Regions from separate parts of the Mus musculus genome. Here all the other regions are linked to region 2. A link is a loop called in an ENCODE intact Hi-C map of the cell type or tissue named here. Cell type or tissue: heart. All regions are shown on one strand.

Evidence for each region. Peaks named below come from ENCODE experiments on the same cell type or tissue, not always from the same donor. Only the 100,000 strongest peaks of a DNase experiment are listed, where the experiment ranks them.
Region 1: it touches region 2 in a loop (3.0-fold over the local background); 14 of 42 quality-filtered maps call a loop at or near these places.
Region 3: it touches region 2 in a loop (2.6-fold over the local background); 13 of 42 quality-filtered maps call a loop at or near these places.
Region 4: it touches region 2 in a loop (5-fold over the local background); 12 of 42 quality-filtered maps call a loop at or near these places.
Region 5: a loop joins it to region 2, with 3 times the contacts of the local background. A loop is called at or near these places in 6 of 42 quality-filtered maps.
Region 6: a loop joins it to region 2, with 2.9 times the contacts of the local background. A loop is called at or near these places in 7 of 42 quality-filtered maps.

The regions. Positions count from the first base shown.
Region 1 is chr2:156,178,273-156,182,272 of GRCm38, reverse strand. It overlaps Rbm39 (RNA binding motif protein 39), which reads left to right and starts at 2,035. Exons shown (of 17, transcript NM_001291114.1): 1 at 2,035-2,386; 2 at 3,033-3,096. The coding sequence starts at 3,046. In heart, CTCF peaks have their summits at 1,844 and 2,719; DNase peaks (open chromatin) are centred at 1,932 and 2,632; H3K4me3 peaks cover 3,527 bases; H3K27ac peaks cover 3,030 bases.
Region 2 is chr2:156,276,556-156,280,555 of GRCm38, reverse strand. Phf20 (PHD finger protein 20) reads right to left here. Exons shown (of 18, transcript NM_172674.2): 9 at 3,888-4,000. Among named protein-coding and RNA genes, the nearest start is that of Cnbd2, 34 kb to the left of the region's middle. In heart, a CTCF peak has its summit at 1,674 (motif pointing right); a DNase peak (open chromatin) is centred at 1,775; H3K27ac peaks cover 528 bases.
Region 3 is chr2:156,194,519-156,198,518 of GRCm38, reverse strand. Phf20 (PHD finger protein 20) reads right to left here and starts at 1,872. Exons shown (of 18, transcript NM_172674.2): 1 at 1,722-1,872. In heart, a CTCF peak has its summit at 1,744; DNase peaks (open chromatin) are centred at 818, 1,578, 1,788 and 3,748; H3K4me3 peaks cover 2,171 bases; H3K27ac peaks cover 1,878 bases.
Region 4 is chr2:155,961,687-155,965,686 of GRCm38, reverse strand. It overlaps Cep250 (centrosomal protein 250), which reads right to left. Exons shown (of 33, transcript NM_001130000.1): 2 at 3,533-3,815; 3 at 2,731-2,787; 4 at 1,892-1,974; 5 at 1,412-1,577; 6 at 592-698; 7 at 123-374. The coding sequence starts at 3,715. Among named protein-coding and RNA genes, the nearest start is that of Cep250, 7.1 kb to the right of the region's middle. In heart, a CTCF peak has its summit at 2,491 (motif pointing left); no DNase peak of the experiment used is centred here.
Region 5 is chr2:156,141,759-156,145,758 of GRCm38, reverse strand. Nfs1 (nitrogen fixation gene 1 (S. cerevisiae)) reads left to right here and starts at 1,573. Exons shown (of 13, transcript NM_010911.2): 1 at 1,573-1,739; 2 at 2,301-2,392; 3 at 3,517-3,633. The coding sequence starts at 1,619. It overlaps Romo1 (reactive oxygen species modulator 1), which reads right to left and starts at 1,606. Exons shown (of 3, transcript NM_001164216.1): 1 at 1,479-1,606; 2 at 1,170-1,300; 3 at 1-157. The coding sequence starts at 1,300. The coding sequence ends at 49. In heart, CTCF peaks have their summits at 1,537 and 2,736 (motif pointing right); a DNase peak (open chromatin) is centred at 1,588; H3K4me3 peaks cover 2,600 bases; H3K27ac peaks cover 1,969 bases.
Region 6 is chr2:156,149,389-156,153,388 of GRCm38, reverse strand. Rbm39 (RNA binding motif protein 39) reads left to right here. Exons shown (of 17, transcript NM_001291114.1): 14 at 2,573-2,654. Among named protein-coding and RNA genes, the nearest start is that of Nfs1, 7.2 kb to the right of the region's middle. In heart, a CTCF peak has its summit at 1,659 (motif pointing right); no DNase peak of the experiment used is centred here.

The sequences.
Region 1 (4,000 bases), 98 kb after region 2:
ATATGCATTGACGTTTTGCTTGCATGTATGTCTGTGTCTTGAAGGTGTAGGATCCTTTGGAATTAGAGTTACAATTGTGGACCATCACTGGGTGATGAGAATTGAACCCTGGCTCTCTAAAAGAGCAGCCAGTGCCTCTCACTGCTGAGTTCTCTCTTCAGTCCCCAGTCTAGCTTTTCAAGAACAAATTGTTTAACATACACATACACATTTAACATGCATGTGTTTGGCTTGCATGTAGTCTGTGCACCACCTGCATACCTGATGCCTGTGGAGACCAGAAGGCATCACCAGATCTGCTTAATGTAGTTGTGTGCAGCCAGTGAGTATTGGGAATCAAATCAGTGCTCTTACTCCTTTCTCTCCAGTCCCCCTTCTACCTTTTTCATAGCCTTTTACTGTGTGGCACGCGTTGTCCTTGACTTGGCAGCCCAGGACAGGACTATTAATTAAGGGCTCCTGTAGAGAGATAGAAGACAGAGAGGGGCTTGGTCTGACCTTAGTTAGGCAAGACCACTGCTTATTCAGGGTGAAGGGGCATCCCTGTCACCACTCACCCTATGGTTAACATTCCTATAGAGGAAGACAGGTTGTAGCCCCTTATAGGAGCAGAGAAGTTTCAGTAGTCCACAAGGGAAGTTGGAAAGCCTAATCTTTCAGCAGGAAACTATCAGTGATTTCATGCAGTGTGCCACATCTGAGAGAGAAAGCCAGATCAGCTAAATTTTTTGGAACTCATAAGGCTGACCTCAAATTCACAGAAATCCCCCTGCTTCTGTTTTCTGAGTGCATAACTATAGACAAGCTCTACCAGGCATGCTAGAAAAGTCACCTGCCAACTGTATTACATTGCCAGCCCCAAGAAGTTTCCTGTCATCATTCCACATGCTCTTCCTACTCCTCACGAGCTTTCAGGGAGAGTCCACCTGGACATACATCCCCTGCTAAACTTGGGAATTAGTGAATATTTGCAGTCTTGGCTAGTGTCAAGCTTATCCTTGCTACTAATTATAATATTCCCCCCTTGAGGAGGAATCGGAATATATGGAGAGCTTAATTTACTTGCTCAAGGTCACATTGTTGGAGTGGCTACACCAAGCAAGGTGTGACATTTTGGACCTTTTATACCCTCAATTATTAAGCTGCTGATAGGTTTCCAGACTGGTTTGATATTTTATTTCAAAACGTTTTCTATTATGTAAAAGTGGGAGAAAAAAAAAACCTTCCAATGATCACTCAGCTTCTCTACCACAGAATTAACCACTCCCAAATACACAAAAAGCAAACCAAATAAAATCCAACAAAAATTAAACAAAAGCGGTAAATTCACACAGTCAAAATCCTAGGGAAAAGTGAGGGGACCTTTTAAAGTCACAAACCACCCCGATTCAGAGCCCGACTAAATTCAGGGGTTAGAAAGCTACACACTGCGGTTTCTTCCCAGCCCGGCCACCGCCTCCGGTTTCCAAGGGTGTTGCGAAGCTTCACTATCGAGCCCACATCTAACTGGTGACACCAAACGACAAGAAAATCGTACTTTTTATTCCCATTCCCCTGTGTACAGCTCGTTCTTGTCTGCATGCGTTTTCACCACTGGTGGGTCTGGACACGACTGTCTTAGCCCACAGCCATATGTATTATAATAGGTTGCCTTATGGCGACCTTGACAGCCATCTGTGTGGGAGGGCGGGTGTCCGGGGTGGGGGTCGGCTCTGAGAGGGGAAACCTTCACACCCAGCGAGGAGATGACACCAGCCAGGATGACAGCAACGATGCACCACTCAGCAAGGAATCCTCCCAAAGATTGACAGTCAGGGCACCAACTGTCTTTGCCCGATAGAGGACGCACCCTCGCGAGACTTGGGTGCAGCTCTGGCGGGGGAGTCCGAGAAGCCTTTCGGAATTGGGGGAAGGGAAACTGTGATCATCTGTGGCGCAATCATTGCGCGAGATTGGGCCACGGTCGCCGGGAGCCGCGGTGAGAGATCTCGCGATAGTTCGTGCTTTCCAGTCTGGAACCCGGGGCAGTTTCTCGCGAGAGCCCGTGCTTGCGGCTCCGGGAGACCCCGGGTGTTTGTGTGTGTGTATGTGTTGGTGACTGTGAGTACGGAGGAGCAGCGGCCGCCATTTCAGGGAGCTAGCCGACGCTGTCGCAGGGGTGGATCCTGAGCTGCCGAAGCCGCTGCCCTGCTCTCCGTCGCGGGCTCCTTTAATCCCATTGTTTCTTTTAGATTCGCTTGGGCCTAGACGCCCTCGGGGCCCGATATTCGGGTTGGGCGGTACCGCGGCCTGGGCCTAGTGGCTTAACAGTAGCGACAGCAGCAGCGGCGGCGGCGGCGGCAGCCGACTTCCCGTGGCGAGCACAGGCGCGCGGAAGCCCGCACAGGTACGGGGCGTCGCGGCCGGCGGGGAGTGGGTCGCCTGCCCGAGCTGGGTGCTCCGCGATGCCGAGGCTTTTCGCCGCTTTGCTCGGCGCGCAGAGGGGGAGGGGGCCTTCCCGGTACGGTGGGGTCACCTCTCCTCGGCCGTGCCCTTCATCTCGGGCAAGGACGTCGTGGGCGTTTTTTGGTAGCGGCCGGGACCTCCGTGGGGACCTCGGTCAGATAAAGATCTGTCCTTCCGAGGGCCGGGGCTGGTCGCGACCTCCCAACATGGCGCCCGTGGAACGCCGCCGTGGTACACAACCCCTCCCAGCGGAGGGAGTCTCCCTCCGCCGCTAAAATGGCAGCGCGGGTTTTGTGCGGTGAGGAAGCGCTCCGCTGCATCCTTCCTGGGGGCGCTTTTAGCCGCTCGCGGGCGGGCTTTTGAAATTCGACCTGGAGTCCTGCTCCTGTCTTAGGTACAAGGAACGTGACACTTGGCGTACCCAAGGCAGCCTTGTCTGATGGGCGTCGCACAATTTTAGCCATCGTAGCGCTTTCAAAGGAGTTTTCTCAGGCTTTGAGGATGGGAGATCAAGGGGACATTTTATCTTATTTTATTATTTAGCAGAATTGCAGGTGTACTTACAGGACTGTCTTGTTCTTCCCCAGGCGAGTAGAGAAAATGGCAGACGATATTGATATTGAAGCCATGCTTGAGGCCCCTTACAAGAAGGTGAGAAAACACGCTAGTGAGCTTTAATATATTTCTTAATTTAGCATTATTCACGAAACTACTGCTGAAATGTAAACTAACCTTCCCGGAGCCCTCTTGATTACCTTATCAGAGATGCAATACGTGTAACTTACAAAAGTAAATATATGCTATTGATGTAATAATATTGTGCAGTAGTTTCACTTCAGCGTGATGAATAAATGCCCATCTATCTCTCTTTGTAGACTTGCCTAACGATATCTCACCTCTACTCCCATGAATTCACCTTTGATTCCAGTGTGAACTGTCAATCATAAGGTAGTAATTGAGTGACTTATCGCTGTACCGTGGTCCCCTAGGTAAAATGACTCAACTAAGAATTACCAGCTCCAGTTTGGTATAGCAAAAAGGTGAATGTAGTGGTTTGGGAAAACTGCAGGGGTCCAAGAATAATAAATTACAACCAGTCTCTGGCAAGTAAATCTTAGAAGTCTTGAAAGAAGAAATGGGTGAGATTTAAATTTTATTTTATATAAATAGATATAAGACTGGTGATAGTAAACCTGAATACAGGCAGGTATTGATCTGCTTTTCAGTTAATAATTATTAAGATTCTTGGATCCCTGAATAGAAATTGGCAAAAAAGAGGAAAAAAAACCAAGAAAAAGAACAGAAGAGAGAAAAGAAAAAAAGCAAGAGACAGTATCACAGCTTAGAGTCACTTGATGACTGTTTTACTGCTCTCCATAGTGTTTATTTTTAATTAGGCCCTGCCATAGCTTTTCACACTCAAAACTAGAAAGGAAGTATTTTGGCCAGTAATACAATATGACCCATTTCGGTATCACAGTAAAAGTCAGCACTCTTCATTCTTTGACCAGTTGGTGGTGAAAATAGCAGTGTGCATGCATGCATTGTCACTGGT
Region 2 (4,000 bases):
CTCCAAGCTAAGCACACACTCTACCTACTGTATCATGTAATTTTAAACAACCATGAAAGAGAATAGAGGCTAGATAGAGCACATGTGAGGCTGCTGTTCCAATCTCAGAAGAGACTACAATGGAAGAGCCAGGTATAATGACTCAAGTCTATAACCCAGCACTTAAGAGACTGAGACAGGAGGTTTGCCATGAATTTAAATGAAACCTGGAATGCAGATTAAGACCCTGTCTAACATAAACCAACCGTTAAGGATTTCAGGGGGTCCAGATCAGTTGACAGCTGCCTGGCTGCTCTGCAAAGCCTTCATCCAGCTCCCAACACTGAATACACTAAGCTCTGGTGGCCAACAGTCACAGCACAATGGAAGGAGACAGGAGGATCAGGAGTTGAAGATATTTTCATCTATACAAGTTCCAGGACAATGTAGGATACAAGAGACCCTGTCTCAGAATTAATTAAAAATTATAAAGGGGCATTGTGCTTTTTCCTGTCAACGTTAGAACAATGTATACTAAGAAAACAGATACAACAGTGAGGCCGCACCTGCTTGTAATCCCAGGACCTGGGAGAGATGCAGGGCAATGGTGGGTTTGGTTTTGTAGCTGGTTGGGGGCTATAAAGGGAGGCAGTCTCGCAGTATCTCTCTGTCTCCCCCCCCCCCCAACTACGAAAGCACAGGAGCAGCCAGAGGAGAAGGACCCACTTGAGGAGTCCTAGGTGGCTTTATCGGTGTCTGCACCACTTCTGTCCTGTCAGCTGTCACTCCACCACATTCTGTCCTCACAGAAGGAAGTAACAGAAATCCTACCTACTAACTGCTGTTGATGTTAAACTCACTGGGTAGCCCAGGATAGCCTCAAACTCACTGTTACCCTCCAGCCTTAGCCTCCCAAAGTGCTGGCATTATGAGTGTGTAAGCCACCATGTTACTCTTCTTTCTTCTATATTTACAACATTTTCATAGACCTGAGATAATTTCAAATAAGACTTACTTAAAAATGCACACAGTTGCAGGCTGGAGAGATGGCTCAATGATTAAGAGCACTGACTGCTCTGCCAGAGGTTCTGAGTTCAATTCCCAGCAACCACATGGTAGCTCACAATCCGTAACGTAATCTGATGCCCTCTTCTAGTGTGTGTCTAAAGACAGCTTCAGTGTACTCATATAATAAATAAATAAATCTAAAAAAAAAAAAAAAAGAAAAAGAAAAGTACACAGGGCCGAGGGTGCTAACTCGGTGGTGCACCTTGCTTGGCTTGTACAAAGCCCTGGGTTCGATCTAGCACTATACAAGAAAAAGGCATAGCTGGGAGTATAGCTCAGTAGCAGAGTGTGTGCTCAGTAGGAGTAATCTGTGGTTCAGTCCTTAGCATTAGAAAAAATATAATATACATATATGAACACATGTATACACAACTGTCTATGCTCAGAAAAAATACCTAGAAGTCCAACAAGATGGCTTGGTTGGTAATGGCACTTGCTGTGTACACCTGACAATGTGATTTTGATTCCCAAAACATAAATAAAAAGTAGAAAGAAAGAAATTATTCACAAGGTTGTCCCCTGACCTCCAGGCATCTGGTTCCAGTGAACACTGCCTGGCTCTTGCCCAGAATATAGATTTCTACATACACACAAAGCAAATGAGAGCATGACCATCTATTCCACAAGATGGCAGTGCTGCCCCTGCTGGTGAGTCCTCTCTGAACTTGAAGTGTTGCCTCCAACAGCTGCTTTCTCATTTCTAGGGGCATGACTCCACCTAGGTTTAGAAACAACAAGGCTGTGGCAGCAGCCTGGAGAACAGTCACTGCCCAGTGGCGGAGCCGCTCCTGCTCTCTGTGGCTGTTTTGCTGACAACCCAGCCCATTTCCTGCCCACTTATATAAGGCATTCCTGGCTCAAGTGTCTTTAGCAGCCTTCTTACCAGCAATCTTTCTGTATCATCTGTATTCCCACAAACCCTTTATTCCAAAACAAACCCCAGAAATATTATTTTGCTTCAAGGACGACATACCTCTCCTTTTTAGCTACAGAATTACAAAGGTGACCTTCTTCCCCAGTCCTAATCACTGACTGCACGCTGCCCCTTCTAGGAGTAAAGGCACTACTGTGATAAGTGCCTGGGAGGAGGTGGCCCTGCCCCTCACTGTACCAAGTTCCTCAAGGCAGCACTCTGCTCTCTTCTTTCCCATGGTGTCCTCAGCAGTTCAGCAGCAGCAGGGAGGATACAGAGGGAAGGAGGGCAGGATATGGGAACAAACTAATAAGCCATAGTTTGGCTGAGTTGCTTCTTTGTCTACTGTGAAGTTAGATTAACTTGAAAGTCAAGAACTCCACAGATTCCTCAAAGCAAATGGCTGAGACTGAGAGCAACTTCCCTGCTTAGCCTTAACCCACTTAGGAAACCTGCAAACTAAGTCAGAAACCACATTATCTGAGAGTCTCCTGGGCTACACAGTGCTTCCCCCCCACCTCCAAATGTCTGCCTGCCACCCACCTTCCCAGGTCCTTCTTCCAACCCTGCCTAAACACTAAGTCCACAAAGTTCTGTAAACTGAATAGCTTCTGGCACACAGGAAGGGCTCAGAGAGTGAGTTCTGAGTTCAGTTCCTCCACAGCAGGTACACATGGCTTATTCAATAAAGGTTTGTGGACTCCACATTTTGATTATCCATTCTGTTGGACAGACACAACTTCCTAAAGAAAAATGATTATACATCTGTGACTCTCTATTCAAGAAACAGAACAAGGCATGGAAGATTATGCCTGCAATCCCAGTACATGTAGACTGAGACAGAAAAATTGTTTAGGGATAGTAGGCCCTGTCTCAACAAACAAAAAGCATTTAAAAAAACAAAATGCAAAACCCCTTAAGTTTGAAGGATAGAACTCTTCTAGGTGTTATAGTAAACAGACCTAGTTAACTTACCAGTGCAACACTTACTACTAAAACTCTAGTGACAAGGACCTTTCTGTTCACTTTAGAGCAGACAACCAGCCACCAAGACTATGTAAGTTACAGCTACAGGTCAAGGCCCCACATGAGTCTGTTCATTGTTCCATGTTCCATGCAGAACATTCACAAATAAGAATGGTTTAGAATAAAGTCTGGAGCATGCATATAACATCTCCCCATTAAATGAACAGATGGGCAACACAACACATACACAGAAAAAAAGGTGACTGCTAAAGCAACTATAAAGTTCTAGAAAGTTAGGAGAAATTGGTTAGAATCAAAACAAGAGACACAAAACAGGTTACTTCTTTTTAAGTGACCAATAAAACTGGTAACTCCATAGCCAAAATACCAAAAGAGAATATGTAACAAAATCAGAAATGAATGGAGCATAGCATTAGTCTTAGCACTGAAAGCAGAGGCAGGCAGAGCTCTGTGAGTTCAGGGCTAACCTGATCTACAGAGTGAGTTCCAGGACAGCCAGAGCAACCATCATTATTGAGAGTCTGTCTCTGCCTCTTTCTTTTCATACACACACACACACACACACACACACACACACACACACACACACACATACACACACGAAAAGAACCCCTGCAGAAGACTCAAAAGCACTTCCCACGTGAAGTGGGTCACAAACTACCTGGAGGTTTTCTGGAGGTTTTTTGTTTTTGTTTTTGTTTTTTGGGTTTTTTTTTTTTTTGACAGAGCCTCACTGTGATACCCTGGAAATGAGGCTGGCCTCAAACTTATTAAGATGTTTCTACTTCTGCCTCTCAATATGGAGAGTACAGTTGTGGAGGCCTTTAAGTATTAAAAAAAACAAACAAAAAAAACTATTGAAAACGCACTTAAAAAAACTTGCAAAGCAAAAGAACAAAGCACATAATAAAGCTTGACTAAGTTAACTGTACATACACACCTTCAACAGTTGAAACTTCCTGCACCTCAGCAAGAGGAGAAACAGGTTCTGTTTTCATCGTGTTTTCTCCCATTGACTTGCAATTCAACTCCAAATCTGCTGCCCCCAGGCCA
Region 3 (4,000 bases), 82 kb after region 2:
GTTTTGCAGCTATGCACTCAACACAGGAAGGAAGGCCCAAGAGCCCGGGAGAGCACATTAGGGAATGAGGTTCCAAAGAGGGAAGGGAACTTAAGACTGAAACTATCTTGATGGCAGAAAAGCTACAAAGAAAAACAAACAAAGAGGGAGAAAGAAAAAGAAAAAAGAAAGAGAGAAAGAGACAGCCTGGCGTGGTGGCGCATGCCTTTAATCCCAGCACTTGGGAGGCAGAGGCAGGCGGATTTCTGAGTTCCAAGTCAGCCTGGTCTACAGAGTGAGTTCCAGGACAGCCAGGGCTACACAGAGAAACCCTTGGGGGGGCGGGGGGGGGGGGGGGGGACACGACACGGACTGTCTAGCTAGATGCCTCAGCACTTAAAGCCAAGAATGACCATCTGAGTTCGATCTCTAAGTCCCACAAATTGGAAGCAGAGGGATAACTTCCTGGAATTTGCACAGGCCAAATAAATATGGCTTTCAACTAGGAAAAAAAAAAAGGAAGCTGTGGGAAAAATGGGTGGGTGGGGGGTGCACCACATTTAGGAATGAAAGGATTCAGGAGAAAAGTGTGCCAGAAGTACTTGCTGCGCCCCAAAGGTGGTCTGTTTCCTGCTAAAAGAGGCGCATCTCAAACCTTAAAGGGACACTGAAAGCAAAGATACTCTCAGATAGGAAAACAAATCCCCTCCCCCCCCCCCCCGGAGAAACAAGGTAGCTTGGAGAACTCATCAAAGAGTGCAGCCCCAAGACATACTTAAGGACACGTTAGTGAAGCCCCTTACAGATGAAACTGCAAACTATGTGCCAGAAGCATCAGGATTTGGAGAAGAGCCTGAAAGGGGTGCGCATTCCACACTAAAGGACTAAGAAAAAAAGAACTGACCCCCACATTCACTAACTTCTGAAAACATACCAGAGCTGAGGCCTGGACAGAGGTCGTCCTCCCTGGAGTTGTGGGATATAATAATAATAATAAAGTATTAGATAACTTTGGTTAGTGACCTGATTTCTGAGGAACCTACTAACGGACTGGACCCCAAATTGAAAAGGGAAAACTGTTAATTAGGTTTGAATATAGGAGTGTTCCCTCAGTATGGGGGAGCAAAGAAAAGAGAGTATGATTTCAATCCGTTTTCAGGGACGGTTAGAAATCGAGAGAAAAATCCCAAGATTAGAGATTTTAAGAGTGGAGGGACGCCCAGATTTTCCAAACTACAGAGAAAGGGGACACTCCCATATACAGGGTCGTGAGGAAAGGGTGTGCTTCCCAGATCAGGATAAGAAAGGCACTTCACGAAAACCCGTCCCCGCGGCAGAGGCAGCAGCTTAGGCCTCCCCCTATCTCGCGGACTAAGCAGGGGGTGCAGCCTCAGCACCCATCCCCACCCCCACTGCCCCGTTCCGCGCCCCGGGCCCGCACCTCGCGGCCCAGCCCCCTCGGGCCCCGCTGATTGGCCTGAGCGGCCGTCATTCCCGCGGGTAGCCGCAGTGATTGGGCGACGCTCGCACGCCCGCCACGCTCTCAGCAGCGGTCCCCGGGCCTCCCTCCGGGGCTGGGTGATCCGGGGGCCAGTCGGGGAACAGGAGTGAGCCAGGGTCCCGCAGTGGCCGGGGCGTCCGTCCCCGGTCCCGCCCGCACAGCGCGCGCGCGGCACGGGGCCTGCCCCCAACACGGCCCCAACCAGCTGGCTTCGCGTCGCCGCGCCTCGCCACGAGCTCACCTCACGGCCCCGCTCCTGCTGCGCCGCTCCAGACCAACCGACAGAAGGACTGTGCGCGCTGCGCACCACGTGACCCCGGGGACGCGCCCAGCGTATCCCCCGCCCCCCACACACACGCACCATCTCCACCGCCGAGTGACGCAGCCTCCCTACAGCCCCGCCCCGGGCCCCGCCCCTCCCGGTCGCCAGGACGACAGCGCGAGCAAGCCACGCCCACCTCCCTGAAGCGGGAACGCCGAGTCCGCACTCACCCGTGACGGCTGAGGTCACCAGAAGCATTGGCCTGGGTGCTGCCTATGTACCCTCTTAGTTCTCCTTCTAAATGGTGGAAAGTCGCCCACCTCCCTCTACCCCGTCTGTCACCACGCTCCACGGAGATCGTAGTCTTTACAGCTCACTACTTTCCCTCTTCCAATCCGCTCTTCACACGCAAGAGCTTATCAGAACGACTTGTTCCTTCTCCAGAAGAAGAGCTAAATCTTCAAGATCGATTGTCACCAGTCCGCCCTCTGTGCTCTGCCCCTATCAAGTCCTCATCTGAACCTTCTCACCTCTGCCTTTGCTCTCTCTCATCCTTAGAAAAGGATTCCAACGGGAACTGAAAAGAAAAAGCCGAATTTTGTCTCTAGGGAGCAAGGTCCAAGATGCCGCCACAACAAAAAAGAGGTTTCTCCAGTGGGACTTAGCAAGTGCTAACGAGAAGTGGTAAAATTGCTATTTACTGAGGCGATCATGCTTTGATTTGACACTGGGAGCAACCAAACTTGCACTTCTTAAATTATGTCTAATCGCATCATGTCCCTACACTACTTGTCAATCTAAGCCTTTGCTCATCTAACCACACTTGATGCTGTTTTTGTTTGTTTGTTTGTTTGTTTCTGAAACAGTTTCAATATGTGTAGCCTTGGCTAGACTGGAAATCAGTGTATAGACAGGTTTGTCTTGAACTCACAGTGATCCACATTTCTGCCCCTGACATACTGAGATTAAAGTCATTGTTCACTGTTTTCGTGTAGTGCCAGCCTGTTCTACAGAGTGAGTTCCACCACAGCCAGAGCTATACAGAGAAACCCTGTCTCAAAAAAAAAAAAAAGTCATTCTTCACACAAAAGCATAGCTCTCCAAGCAAAACATTTGCCCCCCCCCCCCAAAAAAAAAAGCCGGGCGGTGGTGGCAGCGTACACCTTTAATCCCAGTACTTGGGAGGCCAGCCTGGTCTACAGAGTGAGTTCCAGGACAGCCAGGAGTATACAAAGAAACCAAAAATAAAAAATAAAAATAAGATAAAATAAAAATTTTATTAGTAGAGCCCAGGTGTGGTGGCTCCTTTAATCCCATACATAGAAAATTCTAGGACAGCTAGGGTTATGAAGAGAAAGCCTCTCTCAAAGAGAACACTCTCTTACCTCTTATTCTCTTGCTCTTACTCTCAGCCTTCCCTACTCTCTTCCTCTCTCTGCCTTTCTACAATAAATGCCTTAAAACCAAAAAAAAAAAAAGGCCAGGCGTGGTGGCACAAGACTTTAATCCCAGCACTCAGGAGGCAGGTGGATTTCTGAGTTTGAGGCCAGCCTGGTCTACAAAGTGAGTTCCAGGAGGACAGCCAGGGCTACACAGAGAAATCCTGTCTCAAAGAAGAAAAACAAAAACAAAAACAAAAAATGAGAGAGAGAGAGAGAGTAAGAAAAAAAACAAAACACAAAAGCACAAAACAACAAGAAATTAGTAGAAACATTAAGTAAGTAGTTAGAGTAAAATGGAGTAATCTCAGCTGGAGGGCTTAAATGCTATGTGGTAGCATTCTTAGCCCTTCCATTGGTGGAGAATAGGGCTTTGTTAACTATACAGTTCATGGCTTGTCTTTTATTGGGATCCTAGATCTGACACACAGATGGGCCTTTAGAAGCCCAGGAGAAACCAGCTCTGAGACCTGCAACATTCCAAACCCTCCACAGTCACTGTTTTCAGCCATCTGAAGCTGGAGGCCTAGTTGGTTTTGTTATCAGGAATTCCTCACTGTGTGATCCACAGGACACCACCCTGACCCCTTTCTTTTGTAAACAATGTCTCTGGAGCACAGGCTGTCCCTTGGCCTTCCTGTCAGTTTCTCTTTTTGTCCATGGTCTTTAAAAGAATACTCTGGAGGCAGAGGGAGACACATGAGATCCAAGCCAGCCTGTTCTATACAGTGAGTTCCAGTCCAGCCTGGGCTACTGAGAGAGACCCTCTCTCTTCTTACATTTATTTGTTTATTTTAATGTGTATGTGTGTATACATGC
Region 4 (4,000 bases), 310 kb after region 2:
GATGGCTCATTTCCTGTCCCTCTCAGGGTGAAGGTGTTTTTGACATCTTTTCGCCCACCACAATCCCCTAAGGAAGCGAGCTTCCCCTCAGTGGATCTCCCTGGGCCCACGCGTCACCTCACCGGTCCTGCAGCTCTGCCTTCTCTAGATCCCCGTGACTCTTGAGCTGCATTAACTCCTGGCTCTTCTCATGGGCTTCCTTCTCCAGCGCCTGGGTCTTAGCGACGAGCAGCAGCAGCCGGGCTGGCTCACTCTCCTCTGTTCTCCCAGATCCACTGGACTCCCGAGACTGTGCTCTCAGGGTCAGGCGCAGACAGCAGGTCAGCAGGGACCCTGAAAGCCTTGCGTGTTCAGCCTTTAGCTCTGTCAGGTCTCTGAGCACAGGAAGGAAGATCGAAGACTCCAAGGAACCAAGGAAGAGAGCTTGGCCACAAAACCCAAGGTGTCTAAGGGGCAGGTCTGAGAACATCATCTCTCCAGTAACGGCAGATCTCCCTCCCAGCCACTAACCCCCATTCCTCTTCTACAGAGCCTGCTGCCTTAAGTTAGGAATCAGCAGAGGCAAACCTCTCTCCTTATCACCACACTGACCTGTCAGTAGCTGACTTCATTTTCAGGAAGTGACGTCGGAAGGTTACCACCTCTCGCCATAGATTGAGAAGACGACCGTGTTCACCTCTCAAATAGCCCTTGAAGAACTGTGTGTTCAGAAACCCAAGTCATACCCAAGGGCAGGGACCTTGCACCAACACAAGAGTCTTGGATTCCTCATGGCTGCTGGGAGAGGGGTGAAGGGAGGAAGGATTTCAAGGCGATAGCTTATGGATAGAAGTCTATTCAGGTTATACTGAAGAGTTTAATAAAGTTGGTCATGAGATTCAAGAGGTCAGGGGGCCCTGGATGAAAAGTGGCCTTCCACTTGGCTACATCAGAAAAGGGTATGCAGTGGCTGCTTACAAATGGAGCTATTACCACAGACAGAACTGGGTGGCCTAATACATGCAAGTCACCCAGACCCAGAACCCAGCAAAGGTTCAGGGAACATTTGCTTTCTATAGCTCTGATATGAACATTTCCCAGGGCCCATTAGCCATTTTTTCTCCTCCATTCAATCCAGCAGCTACCTGCTTGGGGTCTAGCTATGCAGACCTCCAGACAAAGACAGATTAAATGTTCAGATCCATTTGAAACCTAAGCTAGTCACTTATGCAAGAGTTGAGCCTTATGCTACCTGCCAACAAAGCCTAGACTAGGCAGAACTAGGAAGAGAACTGAAACAGGGGACAGCTGTCAGCTTGGGCAGAGCTAGTCAGAGGCGGGAGCAATGACAGCTCAGTTTCCACCCAGGTCCAAGTTAACCCCTTCTGGTGCTACCTGGAACAGTGTGCATACTCCACTCTTGTTCTCCTACCTCCTGCTCCATCCGCCACTGGCTCTCCTTCCTCACTAACTCATCTCGGGCCCGACTCCAGTCCACTGTCAGTTTTTCCACGTCCTCCTGCAAGGCTTTATTCACCACATCGGCTTTCTCCATGTGCAGCCGAAGCTCGGTGTTCACCTCCACTAGACTCTCACACCTGCACCAGGCAAAAGCAAGTGCAAAATGAAGGTCTGGTCCTCCTCTTGGGAGAAAGACAGGGAGCGGAATTTTCCATTGCCAGGAATTGGAGGACTGAAGTCTTGTTTGCACTTGGGACACAAGATTCCCATGAGGCCCCCTCCCTCCCAGCTCCCCCTTTCCCTTCTGCTTTCTGCCTGCCTTAGGTTACACACAGGAACCACCATGCCCAGCCAGTTTCCCACCCACATGTTCACTCTTGGAACAGAAGTTTCCCATCAACCTTTCCACCCACTGGATAACCACTCAGATCAGGAAAGTTAGGCCCATCACCTCTGCTGCTCCTCCTCCAATCGGATCAGCAACTGTTCCAGGTTGGGCTCTTCTACACTCTCCCAGCGCTGAGGGATCAGCCCCTTGGGAGTCAGAGACAGGCCTTATAATGCTGCAGATGAGCTTCCCCTAGGACAATCCCCTCATGCTTCCTTTCACAGTAGCCACTTGCTTTTTTTTTTTTTTTTTTTGTTCTCTCTTGGAAGCAGTTTGGCCGTTGGGCATCTAACCAGTGGAATGGAAGCTGCATCTTTCACTAGGGGCCTTAACGTCTGTTATACTAATTGGGAAGTCACTCATCGTCTCCAAGCTACAAAATGACGGTGACTGTCATTCCTTTCCAGGAGTTTGCAGCAAAGTGAACAGTGTAAGACGCCTAGGGGTGCCCTGGCCTGCAGGGAAGGGGCTCAATATTCTGGTTTTTTCTTTCTCCCTCAAACTTGTCTGAGGGGAATGAGAAGATGCTTAGGGGAGCTGGAACAAAGAACTTGACAAAGGGTCTTTCAAAGCCAGTCCTACCAGGCAACAAATAAACACATTGCTCTGCTGCAGGCTTGCCTGTAGACCTGTGTTTTCCTGACATACAAACACTGACACCTGCTGGATGAACATGAATTTTCTCTCTAATTCCATCCACATACTGCATCCACGGAAAGCCATGGGTTGGAATCTCTCAGGCCAAGGATCTCTAGAAGATCAGATTGACAGAGCTCTTAGGAGCTGAACACAAAAGGACTCTTACCAAACATCCTATATAGCCCCAGTTATTTGGCAGTATATAAAGCTCAAAAAGTATATTTTGGGGGCACAGGGGAAGTCCAGAACTGAATCTCACTCACCCCAGTGGCTTCTAGTCGCTTCTCCAGGTCTTGACACCAGCTCCGGTACTGTAAAACCTGAGGCAAAGAGAGCAGGCCTGAACTCAGCCACAGCTCACACAAACAGCAAAGAGAGCAGGCTCAGCCACAGCTCATAGAAACTGCATAGCCCACAGGCTCCAAGAATCTTGGACAAACTTGCTGTGAAGGTGGGAAGCGGGTGGTGATGGTGAAGTGAGGCCACAGCGACTTAAGAGTTTCTGTCTGCGGGAGTGGGTGGGTGGGTGGGTGGAGGAACACCCTCATAGAAGCAGGGGGAGGAGGAATAGGGTAGGGGGTTTCAGGGAGCGGGGGAAACCGGGTAAGGAGATAACACTTGAAATGTAAATAAATGAAGGAAGGAAGGAAAGAAGGAAGGAAGGAAGGAAGGAAGGAAGGAAGGAAGGAAGGAAGGAAGGAAGGAATAGAGGAAAAAAAGAGTTTCTTTCTGGGTGTTTAAATAATACTTTCTGGGAGACAGCTCAGCAGGGAAGCACTTGCTGTGGAAGCATGAAGATCTGAATTCAGGTCCCCAGAACCCAGGTAAAGCCAGAAGGGGTGGTGTGTGTTACTGTCCAGCACTCCTACAGCAGGGTGGGAGACAGAGACAGGAGGAGCTGTGACTGTCAAGGAGAGGCTATGGTTGAGAGTTGGAATGTCTGGGCCATCCTCACCAGGATGTTTGGTACTACACGGGCTTTCCCTCCTCCAGCCCTATCCCACCCTAGCGCCCAACTCTTGGGGAGGCTTCTTTTCCCCTTCCCCACAGGGCTGTCTACCTCACCTTGGCCTGCAGCTTCCTCACGAGGGTTGCTTGTCTCTTCTGGGCCTCTTGGGAGTTCTTCAGTTTCCGCCAGGAGGCAGCCTGATTCTCGGCCATCTGCTGCTGCAGCGCCAGCACCTGCCCCTCCAGCACCAGCTGCAAGGACTGGGGCTTCATGTTCAACCCGGGGCTCCCTGTCTCCATGGGCGCACCACAGAACAAATCCGCAGCTCCTGTGTAGCTAGAGGCTGGTTGCAGGAGGGTGTCTAACCATTGTCCTACGTGTCTTAGACCTCCTCTTGAGCTAGAGACCAAAATATAAAATAAAAGTGAAAAGGTTAGATTTCTCAGATTTACTCAACAGACATTTAAGTGGAGTGAATCTGGGCTGAATGAAGTAAATAGGTTAATTAGGTTTTCTTTATTACAGGACTCCTCAGAACTTTCTTTTTCAATATTTATTTATTTTTATATATACGAGTGTTTTGC
Region 5 (4,000 bases), 130 kb after region 2:
TCGAAATGGATGGGGAAGTTTAGGTATTGCAGGGCATCCTAGCCCTAATTAGCATCGTATGCCCATTCCAATGGCCATGAAAGTGCCAAACGTGCCGCCACTCTGCATCATGGTTTTCCCAATGCCGCCCATTAGCTCCCGACCCCGCATTCCGATCCTGAGGAGGAAACCAAGAAAGCAATTTGGGAATACAATTACAGGAATAGAGATTTGAACTAAGTACCCCCCTTTAAAATCTGTTGAATATATTAAGCACTAACAGCTTGACAATCTCATTTGTCATTCTTAAAATGCTACTCTTCCCCACATAGGATTAGCAATGACAAGGAAAATATCTATCTAGGGTCTCTAGGACCTGTGCTGAATGCTGCATTAGTTTGTAGATGCAGAGATAATGAAGTACATGGGCAAGAAAGCAGTCGTGTTTGTGCCTCTATGGTATTTTATCATTGAGTAGCCAGTTTTCTTCTAGATAATTCCTTAGTGTTTTGTTTTGTTTAACCTAGATTGAGTCAAGCGCTGCAATTTATAAACTGCATAAAGTGTAAAATGGACATTACAGACTCGGTAACTACACTTTTTAATTTATTATTTATTATTATTATTATTTATTTTGAGACGGTTTCTCTGTGTAACAGCCCTGGCTGTCTGGAACTCACATTTATATACCAGGCTAGTATCGAACTCAGGAATCTGCCACTCCGTCCAGAGTGCTGGTGGATTTAAGGTGCTCACAGCTAATGCTCGGTGGTTAACTACAGTACTTAGCACTACAATTAAACTAGTGCTGGGTAAATAGTAATTTATAAGCACAGTATCCAAATGTGATAGCAGTTTATCTCAGAGGTAGAATATTTCACTACACCTAATTCTCATCAGGCTTGCTTCATTACATGCAGTTGGGAGTTAAAACGCCATGCAACAATAATAACCCTTCGCTAAGTAATTACGACGTGCCAGATAATGTAAATCATACTAATATGATTGGCTCTTACAAAAGTGGAGGTAAGTGTCCAGTACTCCACTAAACTCAATAACACTGAACTAACAAAGGAGTCAGAAAGCCATTTTGACTTTAGAACTCAGATCCGTAAATCCTGTGCTTTCAACCTCGTCTGAGTGGGCTCTGGAGCCCTCGGAAGGCAGGAAGTTCTGTCCGCGAGGCTCACCTGAGACAGGAGAAGGTGCCGAACAGCGCCCCGGCCGCCATACCCACTGCGCAACCCATGACGAAGCCCATCTTCACGCGGTCGAAGCAGCTGGGCTGGGACTGCCCGTAGGGACCCACGGCCACCGGCATCTGCGGCGAGAGTGCTAGGACAGTGAGGGCCTGGTCACCAGCCGTGGCGTCGGCCAGGGGACGCACAGCAGGGTCACATAGCACCCGGGTCAGAAGCCAGCCCGCGGCACGCCTCCACCACCCTCGCGATGGAGGACCCCGCACGCGCGACGCAGGCCACTGTCGGGCCCCACCTCACCTCGTTCTCCGCTGCGATCGCTCAGCTCGACGTCTCACTCCGAATGCTAGGCGGAGGGCGCTCGCGGTCCGTGGGATCGCTTCCGGAGCACAGCGCAGTTACTTCCGGGAGCATGGGCTGAGGACTTGCAAGCGCCGCGGATGGTGGGCTCTGTGGCTGGGAACATGCTGCTGCGAGCCGCTTGGAGGCGGGCGTCGTTGGCGGCTACCTCCTTGGCCCTGGGAAGGTCCTCGGTGCCCACCCGGGGACTGCGCCTGCGCGGTACGTTCCCTTTCCTTTTCGTTCCCACGGTTTCTGGAGGAGCGAACCCCCTTGGGTCGGTGCTGCTAAGCACTGCATTATTGCGGATCCTACCCGCCTTGTTCCATCGCCCAGTCTCTTAAACCTTCCCGTCGCCCGGTCTCCTATTTGTTTTCGGGAGGGCCCTTACATACTGCTCCGCACTTCCCTTGAGCGGAATTCTCATCCTTCAGTTCTCTCCTGACCAAGTCTTAAAGATGCTAGATGAGCTTCCTCCTGCCGTGAACCTTTGAAGGAACCTGCGCTTTTCACTTTTCTTCTAAATGGCTTTGCTTTTTACAGCTCGTCCCACTCGGTGCTATGTAGTTTAAACATTGCCCCCGACTGCTGCTGCCCGCGCCCTTTCCAAGAACCCTGTGTCTATTACTTAACTCGATGTCTTTCAGCGCGTGTTGTTGTTTGTTTACTTTGACACTGGACCTCCGCCTTCCTTAAATTCACCTCAAAGAAGCTTTGACCATCTGTTGTTTTGTGTGCCCTTCGTCCACGGTTTCTCACTTTGCCACTGCTATCTGTTGTTAGTTGTAGATCATGGCCCCCATTCGCCTGTTCACTCAGAGGCAGAGGCAGTGCTGCGACCTCTCTACATGGACGTACAGGCCACCACTCCTCTGGTAAGGACTAACAGAGGTTCTTTGTAGGGAGGAAAGGTTAGAAGGACAAATTTCACCGACAGGCTAAAATTCATCCGACTTGAGAACTATTAAATGTGCTAGGAAAAGGAGCTGCCAGGAATCAGGAGGCTAAGATGTTAGTTTAGTAGAAAAGGCTTTACTGTTTTTTAGCTACTGACCCTGTCAGATCCTTCCAGTACAGGCATTATAACTAATAGTAATTGCTCGGGTGTTGGAGCTGGACAGTGTGGCATGGGTAGTTTGAGTGAGCTTAAGACCAGCCTAAGCCACATAGGGAGTTTCAAACCTATGTTGTTATTTTGTTTTGTTTTTAATTTTATATATACACAAGGACACTGTAGCTATGCTCAGACACTCCAGAAGAGGGCATCAGATTCCATTACAGATGGTTGTGAGCCACCATGTGGTTGCTGGGAATTGAACTCGGGACCTCTGGGAGAGCAGTCAGTGCTCTTTAACTGCTGAGCCATCTCTCCAGCCCCCTCAAACTTTTGTTTGTTTGTTTGTTTGTTTGTTAAATGTGCCAGGCATTGGTGGCACATGCCTTTAATCCCAGCATGGGGGGCGGGGGCAGAGGCTGGCAGATTTCCGAGTTCAAGGCCAGCCTGGTCTACAAAGTGAGTTCCAGGACAGCCAGGGCTATACAGAGAAACCCTGTCTCAAAAAACCCAAAAAGAAAAAAGAAAAGAAAAGTGTGTATCAGCACACCTGGCAGGCTTATAAATATGAGGTCAGATTCAACTACATAAGACCTTATCTTTCAATAAGTAAATGAAAAAATTAAAGAAAGACTTGTGGGAATTGCAGAACATTGCAGTTTGAAGTGGGCAACCTGGCAGGCTTATAAATATGAGGTCAGATTCAACTACATAAGACCTTATCTTTCAATAAGTAAATGAAAAAATTAAAGAAAGACTTGTGGGAATTGCAGAACATTGCAGTTTGAAGTGGGCATATATCAGGTTGCTATTTGATTAGTGTCTGAGAAGTGGAAGAAAGCAGAGAGTATCTGAAAGGTTGGAAATGCACTGAGCAAGGTTGGCAGGTAATGGTGGCTCGAGCAGGTTCTGAATTGACTTTGGGCTCTGTTTTCTTCTGTTCAGGATCCCAGAGTGCTTGATGCCATGCTCCCATACCTTGTCAACTACTATGGGAACCCTCATTCTCGGACTCATGCATATGGCTGGGAGAGCGAGGCAGCCATGGAACGTGCTCGCCAGGTTAGCACGAAGGACTGTGAGGAGTTCCAGTCAGTGGTCTATGTGACCTATTTCTTTCTTACAGATGGAAATAGCTGTTTTTCTAGAAGAGACTCAGGTAGTAGCTCTGGAATTTGACACTAAGTGTTTAATTAGTTCCCAGCTTCCCTAGGTGACCTCTGACAAATCCGCTCATTTCTCTAAGCCTTGAACTCCTCATCTACCAAGTGGAAAGTGAAATAGTTCATGCTGTATAAGATTATTGGGGAAATTAAATGAGGCAGTGCTCGTAAGGTTAACACTTGTGCATAACTCAAAACACATGTGGAAAGAGTTCAATAAATACATTTTTAAAAATGCATTTCGCGGGTCAATGGGACATGTCCAT
Region 6 (4,000 bases), 130 kb after region 2:
GAAGAGCAGTCATGCCGGGTGGTGGTGGCGCACACCTTTAATCCCAGCACTCAGAGGCAGACGGATTTCTGTGTTCTAGGACAGCCAGGGCTACACAGAGAAACCCTGTCTCAAAAAAAAAACAAAAACAAAAAAACCCAGAAGAGCAGTGCTCTTAGCTGCTGACCCATGACTCCAGCTCTCCTGCCAACTTTAAACCGTTTATTGGTTTCTCTTTTTTAATATTAAAAATCCCGTGTGAAACATCTCAATTTTAGGTGAGAATTAAATGTGTTTGAAGTTTAAGCATATGGTACATTTGTACTGTTATTTGTAAATGATTAGCAGTATTATCAAAAGTGAAAGATTTCATTATTTGTTTGTTTGGTCTTTAGTACTCAAAATCTGTAATTCCCCTCAGGTGTTTCTTAACTTTTCTTTATACTTTTCTGTATACTTGTTCTGCTTTTGTTTGAGACAGGGTTTTATTGTGTAGCTTTGGCTGTTATGTAGAGCTGACTGGTCTGGAACTCAGATATGTTTTACTCTGGCTCCTGTCACTCTTTAGTTATATAAATTGGGTTGGTTTTTTTTTTTTTATGACTTTCATGTATACTGTTGTGTTTCTTAAGCAGTTCTGCCTTACATTTTAGGTAGCTCTTAGATTATGTCAGGTTATACTTGTTTATAGGGAAGAAATACAAGGAAAGGCTTCAAAAATTAGTAAAAGTGCCTTTATCTTTAAAGGAAATATTGAAGGAAAAGCACTTGTTACACTCAGAATAATTTTTAATGTGGTATTTTTTTGAATAGCTTTGTTCCGTGCTATTTGTCTGATACTTTCTTAGGTGATTATTCAAGTATCTCGATTTCTTAATGCATTATTTTATCCTTAGCTGTTTGTTTTTATGCATTGGAATGGGATTTGGTCAGATAATATGCTTACGGTGAGTTCTATAACAACTGCCATAATATATTTGGTAATTCCCTGAAAATTGGAGTTACGTGAGACCCTGTCTCTAGAATAGAAAAACCACACCTAAAGAACACCAAATAGAAACCATTGCATCACCTCACTTGAAAAAGCAATTGACTATAGACATGTTTGCTTTAAGGTTGAATACTGTTGGGTCCAGCAGTTTCACATTACAATAATCAAACTGTGGATAAGTTGCTGTTTCTGGTTTTACATTTTGCTAAGAGAAATCATTAAAATGTTAATTTTTTTAGGACATTTTTCCTAGTGTACTATACTTGGTCTTTTACATGTTTATTATATGTTGGTTCATATTTTTTTTTAAAAGTTGGACCAGAGAGAGAGGTCTTTGGATTTAAAGCACTTTAGACTTTTGCTTCATTATCAAGGTTTGATTCCCATCAAGCACATCATAGCTTACAATAATATTTAACAGATTTTAGGTTTTCTGGCCCCTGAGGGAAAAATCAATACCTGTGATGTGCTTGGATGCAGGCAAAATTCTCACACAAGAATTTAAATAAATAAATCTTTGGCTGCTAAAAGGTTTTCCAAGTTCTTCATAGTACCTACTATATAAAAACCTAACATATTGATATGTCTTTTACTTAGCTTTTTTTTAAAAAAAGATTTATTTTAAATATGTGAGCACACTGTCACTTTCTTCAGACTTGCCAGAGGAGGGCATCAGATCCCATTTCAGATGGTTGTGAGCCACCATGTGGTTGCTGGGCATTGAACTCAACCTCAAGTACTCTTATCCTCTGAGCCATCTCTGTAATCCCTTTGTATATATTTTAAACATAAGACTATATTCCTGGCAAAGAGGAGATATTAAAGATTTTTACTCTGTTTATTTAGGCTTTCCAACAATTTCACTTTGTATTAATGCTATCATTTCAGGATAAAACCAACCTTACATTTTTACTTTTTTTCTTTCTGGAATGATTTCTGGGGAGGATTTTTGTTTGTTTTTAATAGATTTAGATTGCATATATGTCCTTAAACCCTCATAGGTTTGGTTTCATTTAAGAAAATTGCCTCCCCATGAACTCTTACCTGTGTCAGAATTTGCTTTGTAGCTCAAGCTGACCTAAGAGCTCTGAGACGTTTTGCCTCTATCTCCCAAGTACTGTGATTAAAGCTATATGCCACAGTGCCCCCTTTTAAATATAATTTTTGCAGAAGACAAGGTTTTATATATTAGTCTAGCCTAAAAGTTGGTATGTTGGCTTCGATGACTTTGAACTTGTATTCATCTTGCACCTCCCTTTCTAACTCTTAAGATTATTAGCACAGTGAGTTTATGCGGTGGTTGGTGTCAAACCCAGAGCTTCATGCCTGCTAGACAAACATGCTTGACAAAAGTTCCAATCCCAGCTCCTGTAATTTTTAGGGACATGCATTTGCATCTGAATGAAATGTGTGAGCATTCCTTTCCCCTTCTCATTGTCTAAGTATTTGTACTTTTTGTTGCTATCATAAGTTAAGCTAAAGATGTTTTAAGGTAGTTGTGCTTAGCTTAACTGTTGTATTATGGTAAAGTGAATTTTAGTTAATTGTCCAGGGATACTTACACATTTTCCATGAACCTAATTTTTATTCTTCCTTTTTTAGCCTCAGCTTTAGCTGCAGCTGCGTCTGTTCAACCTCTTGCAACACAGTGTTTCCAACTTTCTAACATGTTTAATCCTCAAACGTAAGTACATTTGTATAATATGTTTAACATTTAGAATATTTCACATTTGAAAAATTATTAAAGTGATGGCCTTTTTTCACTTTTTAATTCCATTTATATTTTATTGGGCACATTGAATAAAATTTAATATTCATGAAATTTCTGTCACCAATCTTTTGCATACACTTGTTTTACCTGCTATGAGTATTTTGCTTCTATGTATGTGTACATGTACATATGTGTCTATCACTTGTGCTCAGGGAGGTCAGAATGGACATCAGGATTGTTGCTGTTTGCTGGTAACTGAAGCTGGTACTCTATAGGAATAACAAGTTAAATTTATCTACTACAGGATTGTTTTCTGTCATAGAGTTAAAACCTAGGCCCCTGAGCCCTGCATGCCAGGCAGTTCTGCCACTGATAAATCACAAGTCCTCTTTTTTGTTGTTTTTTTAAATTCCAACAGGGTCTTAGCATCAATTGTTAGAGCTGGCCTCGTGATCAATTAGTAGCAGTACTGTAGTCCATGCAGGCTTCTAACCTATGATAATTTTATCTGCTTTTAGTTTACCTATTTTTACTAATGTATGATGTTAATAATTTAATAATTTTTGTATATGTATCCCTCTGGCTACATAAGTCTATGGATTCCAAAGTTCAACATTTGGTTACTTCCTCAAAGTGGTTATTAAAAGGGTTTAGCTTGCTGCTTTATATAGAATTCTGGTCATTATAATAAAAAATAAAATAAAAAAAACACAGGTTCTGGTATGTCAGGTTTTTAATTTTGTTTCTTTATGTCTGTCTGTTTGCTTGCATGTATGTATGCCACATGCTTACCTGTATCTGAAGGAACAGAAATGTTACATTTTTATAGATTTTTGGTAGGTTTTAAGTAGCACTGTTGTTTTTAACCAAGACTTAAGTCCTCTGCAAAAGCAACAACTGCTCTTAACTGCTGAGTCAACTCCACAAAACTTACAGTAAACTTGGTAGTAAAAATTGATTACATCTTGTACATCTTTTTTATGTATAACCATTAACATCTTAAATTTAAAAAAAACATGTTTAGGTGTGGGTGGATAGCTGAGCATGTCAAATGCTTGTCATGTTTGCATGAATGTCAACTTGGTATAAGCAGATACATGGAGCAAGATAATTGGTAAGCTAGTCCAGTTAATTTGCTGTGTTTCATAAGGAGAGATACTACATAGTAAAAGGTAAACTAGATGGTTTACTGCGAGTAAAGTTGCTTGCTGCCAAGTCTGAAAGATTTGAATTTGATCCCTGGTATTGATATGGAAGCTGGAATGGATTCTCTGTTTGATGGTCCACATGCATCCCCATGTTCACACACAACGTACTTA